Linked DNA regions of Homo sapiens: region 2 is linked to region 1. The links are chromatin loops, found by intact Hi-C in ENCODE. Cell type or tissue: endothelial cell of umbilical vein. All regions are shown on one strand.

Region 1 (4,000 bases):
CAGAATGATGACAGTTTAATCTTGATATGGGAGTAGGCCTATCCAGTTAACTCTGGTTTCTCAACTCACTCACCTCTAACTCTTACAGAAGATATTTAAGCATAATCCTAATCTTTTACCACTATTCCACTCACTTATCCTCACTACTTTGTCACTCTTGAGCTCTTTCCTGTCTCCACTATCCATGCTCAAGTAGGTCTTGGCTACCTTTCTGCTCCAAGAAGAGATGATCATTGTCAGGAAAAGTCACTGTAGCCTCCTTACATACAAGCCTCCTTACATACATTTCAAGTTAGTGACCTGGGTCCTCTGATGTTCTGCCCTAATTTTAGCTATCAAACATCTTCCCTAAGAAAAACTTTCTATGTGAATAAAATTCATCCTTTTGAATTAATTAAGTTCATAGGTGTCATTGTTACTTAACTCAAGATTATGAAAACCTCAGCACCAAAGCATACATTCTCACCAAATTTCAACTCTCAGCTCTATTGCATGCAACACACTCAAACATCCCAATATTTGTAGGTAAGGAGACATCCATATCATATTTCATATCCTAATATTGGAGATTTGTGTTAGTTATGTGTGAGTACCTATATATAATTCCAAAACTTGGCATTATTTTCCTACATACACCAAGAATTTAATTTGTTTATTTTTTTGCAATTTATAAATGATTGACCCAATATATAAATATATAGTCTACATGCATGTTTTGTGTCTTAATAAATCTGTTAGTCCTCAATTACAATTGGCAGTCCAGTTCATTCAATAAACTATTAAAACTTCCTTAATGTTCACAAAAGCCCTAATGAAATAGTCTCAATTGGAAAATGTGGACACTGCGCCTTAAACTTTTACAGAACCTGTGCATAGCCATACTGTTGAATCACAGAAGAGGCATGTCTAAAACAAGCAGAACTTTCTCAGAATCCATGCTATTTCCATCTATATAAAGCTGGAAATAACACTAAGATTATGGGTAGTAAATTTAGTAAATACCTTAGGTGTTAATCAATACTAATAAGCAATAGGAAAGAAATATTTTCTTTTCAAATCTTAAAGTATAAACTGTCAACTCAATGTAATCGTTCCCAAGGACTAGGAAATGTAATGGCAAAGTAAAATCACTGGACACTTGTTGAGTGTCCACATATGTGTGGTCAGGTAAGTTTTACACATAGTAGTAAATGGTCACCTATATGTTATGATAAAGTGATTCTGATGTAATGTTTTGACCACCAAATCTTTCCAAAAATAATAAAACAAGTTGCTTAAACTGGTATATATCTTTGAATAGTCCACCTTATCAATATGAGAACATGGTTTTGGTATAAAGGGTACCTGAGTTACACACACACACACATACACACACACACACACACTTTAAGACTTGGTGGCAGCCTTCATTAAATGCTATATAACACAAATTATTAGATTTGAGAAAATGACAAAACAATATAGGGCTCCGGGATTTTGATATTATTTATTTATGAAACTGTTATGAGTTTTTTTAAAAAAAATCTTTTCAACTTTTAGCTCAGAAAAAAATGAGTTAAATCTTGAGTTTTACAAAGATACAACCTGAAGTTTTCCTAGAAGGAAACAAAAGATGTATTCACCCAGAAGGAAATGAATCATGCTTAGGAACTGGGGTCTGTATTTGAAAACAAAAGACAAAGAACCATCACTACAACTTGACACATTTCGACAAAGTTGTAAAGATTATGAAGTGAAAGTACAAAGGAGGAGGCTTTTCATTAAATTAGTGGTTAGCTAGGACTCTATGAAAAGCGTCATGGCTTGTAAAAGATTATCCATTATCAAACCTCATTTTAACATCTTTTTTTACAGATAGTGGAAAACTTTGATGACACATGAAGCCTATTGCCACTTAGGATTTCTAGGAGGTGGTTTTTTAATAGTAAAAGTTATAACAATCAAGTACATACCTTCTTTTTCTCTGGGATACAACTGTATCAGGTCCCAGCTTTCAAGCGGCTAGTGACCTGGCAGCCCTTACCTGGCCTATTGCAAGAATCAGTCTGGGAGAACAAGAGGCAGTAAGGAAAGGAAATGGCATATATGAAAGAACAGAAGGATATAACCTGAGGCTGCATTGTCCATGATTTTAAATTCTAGTTTGAGGAGTCTGTGTCTTACAATACATGAAAGATTTCAAGAAATTGTCAGATGAAAGTAGTTTTTGGTAAATTGACTTAGCTTACTTCTTAGCTAGAACAAATCTTAAATGCAAAATAACATTTATACTTACAAATAAATAGCTGCATTAGAGGATTTTTACTGACTGATATATCACTAAGATTTTAATAAGATGACTGATAATTAAAATATAAAATTGGAACATAAAATTAAATTGAGCAAACTCACAAATTTGGAGAAGCATTGGCTAATTTGTTATTTTCACTATCTTTGCTAAAATGCATATAAATATATTTTGGAGGGAAATGAGTATAAGTTGAAATTTTATATAATGTCATTAATTATCAGATACACAACAAATTTATCTTGCTTAAAGGGGGCATGTTGGCTAAAATGATTCAGAAGAAAATAATCAGATTTCTCCCATTTACCTAAGTCAACAGAAAATATAGATGGGTGGTAATTTTTTAATAATAAGGACATAATATAAAATCCCCCTAAATTTTTAATCTTTTCTTTATGCAAGCCTTTTGTCATCAATATAGGATCATGTTGAATATTTTCCCATTCTGGAAATAAAACAATAATAACTAACATTTATTAAGCACTTTACATATAATAATTCCTTTCATCTCACATTGATTTTATGAAGTAATTTACATTTATCTTCATTTCATGATGAGGAATCTGAGACACCATGAGATTAAGTAACTTGCCTAAGGTCACACAATTAGTTGGTAGTTTCTTGGATAGTTAGCCATGCACTTTTAACCAATGCACGAGTTAGCTTAGCTATCTTCACTTTCCTCAAGCCAGCATTCTTATACTCTTGTACTTTCTCTTCATAGCAAACTTGCACGCAGATAATTGTTTTGCCGCCTCTGATTCCCTCCCCAGTGCCTGCCTTCCACCCATCAAAGTGGCACTGCAGCCACTCTTGCTTCTGCCATCCTGACTTCTGCACAGCTATATCTAAGGATACTCCTTGGTTTTTATGTTTTTCAAAGCTCTGCAGCATCTTTCACTTCTGGACACTCTTCAGAGTGTTTTCTTTTCTTGTTTTCTCTGGCATCATCTTATTTTTGTTCAAGCAATAAAGTTGGTTTTTCTTCCTCAATTTCCCTTTCTTCCCTCCCTCTGCTAAGGACATTTAAAATGCATGAACCGACCCTTATTTGTACCAAATTTGCTAACCACTAATTTAATCAACAGGACACTTAACAGAGGGAGGGAAGGAAGTGGCCAAAATCAGATTTACTAAGAAACGATCTGGTCAAATTATGTCTAAGGACACTTAGCAGAGGGAGGGAAGGAAGGGAAGTTGAGAAAAAACTGAGAGAGTAGAGTATAACCTTCTTCTCCTAACCACTTCCCATGTGGATGTTGACTTTGACAATATGAGTTACTTTGGCCAATGGAAAGTCAGCATCTTGAAACAAGTGGCAGCCTTAAATGCAGCAGCTTGGCTTGGCATCTCAGGCTTCTGTGACCCACCATAGTAAGAACATACATATTCCAAGTAGTAGGTGGCTGAGGACAGTGAGGAAACACATGGAGCAGACTTGAGTCTAACCTGCAGCCTGGAGCCAGGCCCAGATGATCTTAGCTGAGTTCAGCAGAGGAATAGCAGACTTGCAGACCCATGAATGATAAATCAAACAAATACTATTATAAATCAATGGAAAGGTACAGATTCAACTCCACTACTTATCATGAAACTTTAATATAGGCAAGTTATTTATCCTCTGTAAGTCTTAGTGTTTTCATCCGTAAAGCTGGAAAATGAATAGTTTGCTTTACTTTTACTTGATTTGTAGAGAAAATTAAATGAAGTAAT
Region 2 (4,000 bases), 89 kb after region 1:
ACAAGAACCCAGAACCCAGAGAATGTGGCAAGACTGCTGTTGCTGGTGAGACTGCTGTTAGATTTAAAATGAGTTCCAACCTGGGTAGGAAGAGAAAGAAAGCCAAGAGTGAGTGACAAACTGGGAGGAAGAGATTATGATGAGCTCGTGTGTGTTACAGAAGGACACAGAAAGTGGACTTTTAAAGTTCAAGATCTCAAAGACAGGACCATGTGAGTGTGCTGTTGAAACAGAAAAGTTATGGGATTGCAGGAGATTAGGAGTTCGTTGAATGCATTATCATTGAACATGCTGAAGTTACAATCTTTCTAGAGACTTCAGAAACCTTCCAGCAAAGACCCAGAAAAAAAGAAAAAGTTCAGAAAAACTGCGAAAAGAGGCTCTAAAGTCTTACCACAAGATACAGCAAAAGAGGAGGAGGACTACTCAAACGCAATCAATTAACATATCTGAGAAATACAAAGAAAAAGTTTTCCCAGAGGTATAGGCTAGGCAGAAAATCTTAGCCCATCCAAAGCAGCAGCTGGATGGAATCACAACTTAATGTCATTTGATTCTAAAATCTTTGAAAAATATTAGAACAACAGTTCTAAAAAAAGACTACGAAAAAAGTAGTTATAAAATATGCACTATAAACATTTATTAAATATAGACTTCTTCCATATTAAATTATTCTTTTAATACCTACAGGCATTAGTTTCTATTTAAGATCAAGGCCCTGCCAAATTTTGTTTTATTAACAGAAGAAAACCAGAAGAAACTTCCCCAAGCAGTATTTTAATTGAAATGTTATTTTTATAAAATGACTATCAGGTCTCCTGAGACGAAAACTTATTCTGATAAAAGTTTATTGTTAACAGGACTTCAGGAGCTGAGCAAAGGGAGAAGATTGCAACAAGCAATGAAAAGCTCCCAATAAAAGTACAAGCAGACTGCCCCACAATGTTTCAGCAGATAGGCAGAAGAATTGACACATTTACAATTTTGCCCTAATAGACATTTTTAAAGTTTTTCCCTAACAATTTGTTTACTGGATATCTGGGAGGTCATGGATGCTCTTTAGGATAAAAATGACTCCTCTCAAAGGTGATAGTAATAACCATTTGTTTAGGTGTTCCTAACACATAGTCATGTCTTGCCTCATTAAAAATCATGCATGATTATCTTACTTTTATGATAAATGTTAAAATGACCTACAAAATGAATTAACATTTATTTATTTATTTATTTAGAGACAGGGTCTCACTCTGTCACCAGGCTGGAGTGCAGTGATGCCATCTTGGCTCACTGCAACCTCCGTTTCCTGGGCTCAAGGGATCCTCCGACCTCAGCCTCCTGAGTAGCTAGGACCACAGGCATGCACCACCACGCCTGGCTTTTTTTATTTTTATTTTTGTATTTTTAGTAGAGATGAAGTCTTGCCATGTTGTCCAAGCTGATCTCAAACTCCTGAGCTCAAGCAATGCGTCCACCTCAGCCTCCCAAAGTGCTGGCATGGGCCACCATGCCTGGCCAACTCTGATATATTTTTATTACCGTTAATTGGCATAATTTTTTTCAAATGTGCATATCTTGACTTGCATACCAAAATGTGAGTTTTCCGAAGATACAGTAAAACTGTGGTTTTATTTTTATTTATATAACTCTTGTATTTATACAACTCATCTACTGCATAACTGCTATGAGGAGGAAGGTATTGTGTTTGACATTACATAGGGGAGAAGTATTGGTAAAAATGTGGAATTTATCTTAACTAAAATGTTAGGTGTATAGCATAAATTCAATAACTGTTTGATAAATAAAATGATAATTGTGATCATTTTATCTATATTTAAGTGGGAATGGGTTTCAATTTTCTCTTTTAAAAGGCATTTTAAAGAAAAACTTTGAACATGTCACAGACCAGGATGTAAAAATAGTGACAACAAAGAATTAAACAGGTAACACTGTTATATGCTGCTGATATTACAACAGTTCCTTAAGTACTTTCTAATTTAGTGAAGAATTCAGAGCTAGGCAGGATAGGGACTGGAGAAACAAATTTCACCCCCTAGTCTGACCCTGAAGAGTGAGAAGGTACAATGTTTAAGAGGGTGCTATGCCACAATCTCAGGTCCAAATTCCAAAGTTATTCATACTAGAGAACCAATCTAAGGGGCAATTCAGAACACAGAGAAATTCAGGAACTGGCTGATTGCTCAGGAGTGAGGCAGACCAACGGTTAGCACTGGGAAGTGTTCCCGTAGGAGAAAAGGCTCAAACACCAAGATGACTCATAAGACAAAATTCCATTTCCTGTACAGAGGGACAGGCTGGAACAAGGCAGCACAGAAAACAGAAATGTCATAAGGACAGTGATAAAGGAACAATGTGCAGGCCAGGGATCCACTCATGACTTAGGAAAAGGGACTAAGACAAAGGCCCAAGCCCTGTGCACTGGGACCCTATGTAGTGACAAGGAGAAATTGTTGAGGCTGAGCAGTTTCACGACCTCACATAATGCCAGTTCTTACCTGTGGTTGTCTGTGAAGAAGATTAGAATGAAAAATACATCACAGGGGCTTCAATGATTTACTTGAGTCAGGCATCCTGAATCTTGGGGTTTAGTATCAAACACTGCATTATAATAATGGAAGGGGAACCAATTACTATCCAATCTGCCTCTTTTGGAATGGCCTCAGGGGTGACCTGGGCTGCATGTGGTACTGTCAGGAGAACAACTTTCAACTTCAATAAAATGGTGGAAGGCAAAGCCAAATGACAAGGGACTGCTAAGGAAAGGAGGAGGAGAGAGGGCAGAGAAACCAACAGTGTAAATTACTTCTTCGACAATCTATTAATGTCAGTACAACCACATATCTTAGGTTCAAAAACTGGAAAAACTTAATCATTAAGTGATTTGGTCATGGTGGGCTTAAAAACAGAAATTTAAAGGCAGTTCTAAAACTCTAATAAATCATTGTTTTAAAGTTCTCACACAGCTGAAACAGAATAAGGCTACTTCATAAAATTTCCTTAAAGTAAACATTCAAATTTCTCATAGAAAAAGTCACAGGTTGCTAGAAATGTATTATAGCACTTCACTTGAGAAACAGAAGTAAAGCAGTGAAGAAGGAGAAAGGATAGAATTTAGTGACTAGTAAGGCTGAAAAATGAATATTTTTTTTCACATGAGCTTGTTTAAAGGCAGAAGAAGGAATTCAGGCAGGGACAGATTAAAAATACATGTAACAAGAAATGCTTGGGGGAGATATATGACAAGAAAACAAGAGGAAATGTTATTAATATCACAGGAAAAGAAATCAGATTTTCACATGATGACTTCATTGAGTTGCCAAATCATGTGCAAATGTTGTAAAGGGACTAAAAAGATATGCAGTAAATAGAAAAGGACAAAAAACAATAAATATTAATGGCTTTGCCACAGCAGTCATTCAATTATTTAATCAATAAATTTTTACCAAGTATTTGGTGAATGGTGGAGGAGAAATATTAGATAAAGTACTAATGTTCAAAAAATTAAAAATTTAGTCAATCCACATATATGATTAGTCAAAATTTCTTTATAACATATACTTATTATTTTTTCATATGTGACATTTAAAATTTATATGTACATTCATGGGTCAAATCAAAATAGATAACTCTCAAAGACTGATAGGTACTTCTACGATAAATATCATCATGAACACTTGAATATTCATATAGAAAGAATAAACTTTATCCCCCACCTCACACCATAGATAAGAATTATTTCAAGATGAATCAAAAACCTACACATAAATGATAAAATTATAAAGCTTATAAAAGAAAATACAGGAAAATCTTTGTAACCCCAGCACAAGCAAAAATTTCTTGAGACACAAAAATACTAACCATAAAAGAAAATTGATAAAGTTTACTTCATCACAATTAAACTTCTGCTATTTAAAAGAGACAGTTTTAAAAATACCATTAAGAAAATAAAAATTCAAGTAAGAATTAGAAGAAAAAATTCATC

Evidence for each region. Peaks named below come from ENCODE experiments on the same cell type or tissue, not always from the same donor. Only the 100,000 strongest peaks of a DNase experiment are listed, where the experiment ranks them.
Region 2: it touches region 1 in a loop (3-fold over the local background); 1 of 110 quality-filtered maps calls a loop at or near these places.

What each region holds. Positions count from the first base shown.
Region 1 is chr2:182,282,054-182,286,053 of GRCh38, forward strand. All of the region lies in intron 1 of PDE1A (phosphodiesterase 1A), which reads right to left. Among named protein-coding and RNA genes, the nearest start is that of PDE1A, 140 kb to the right of the region's middle. In endothelial cell of umbilical vein, no CTCF peak of the experiment used is centred here; a DNase peak (open chromatin) is centred at 1,668; H3K27ac peaks cover 1,056 bases.
Region 2 is chr2:182,370,573-182,374,572 of GRCh38, forward strand. The region is part of intron 1 of PDE1A (phosphodiesterase 1A); the gene reads right to left. Among named protein-coding and RNA genes, the nearest start is that of PDE1A, 54 kb to the right of the region's middle. In endothelial cell of umbilical vein, no CTCF peak of the experiment used is centred here; a DNase peak (open chromatin) is centred at 2,249; H3K27ac peaks cover 1,351 bases.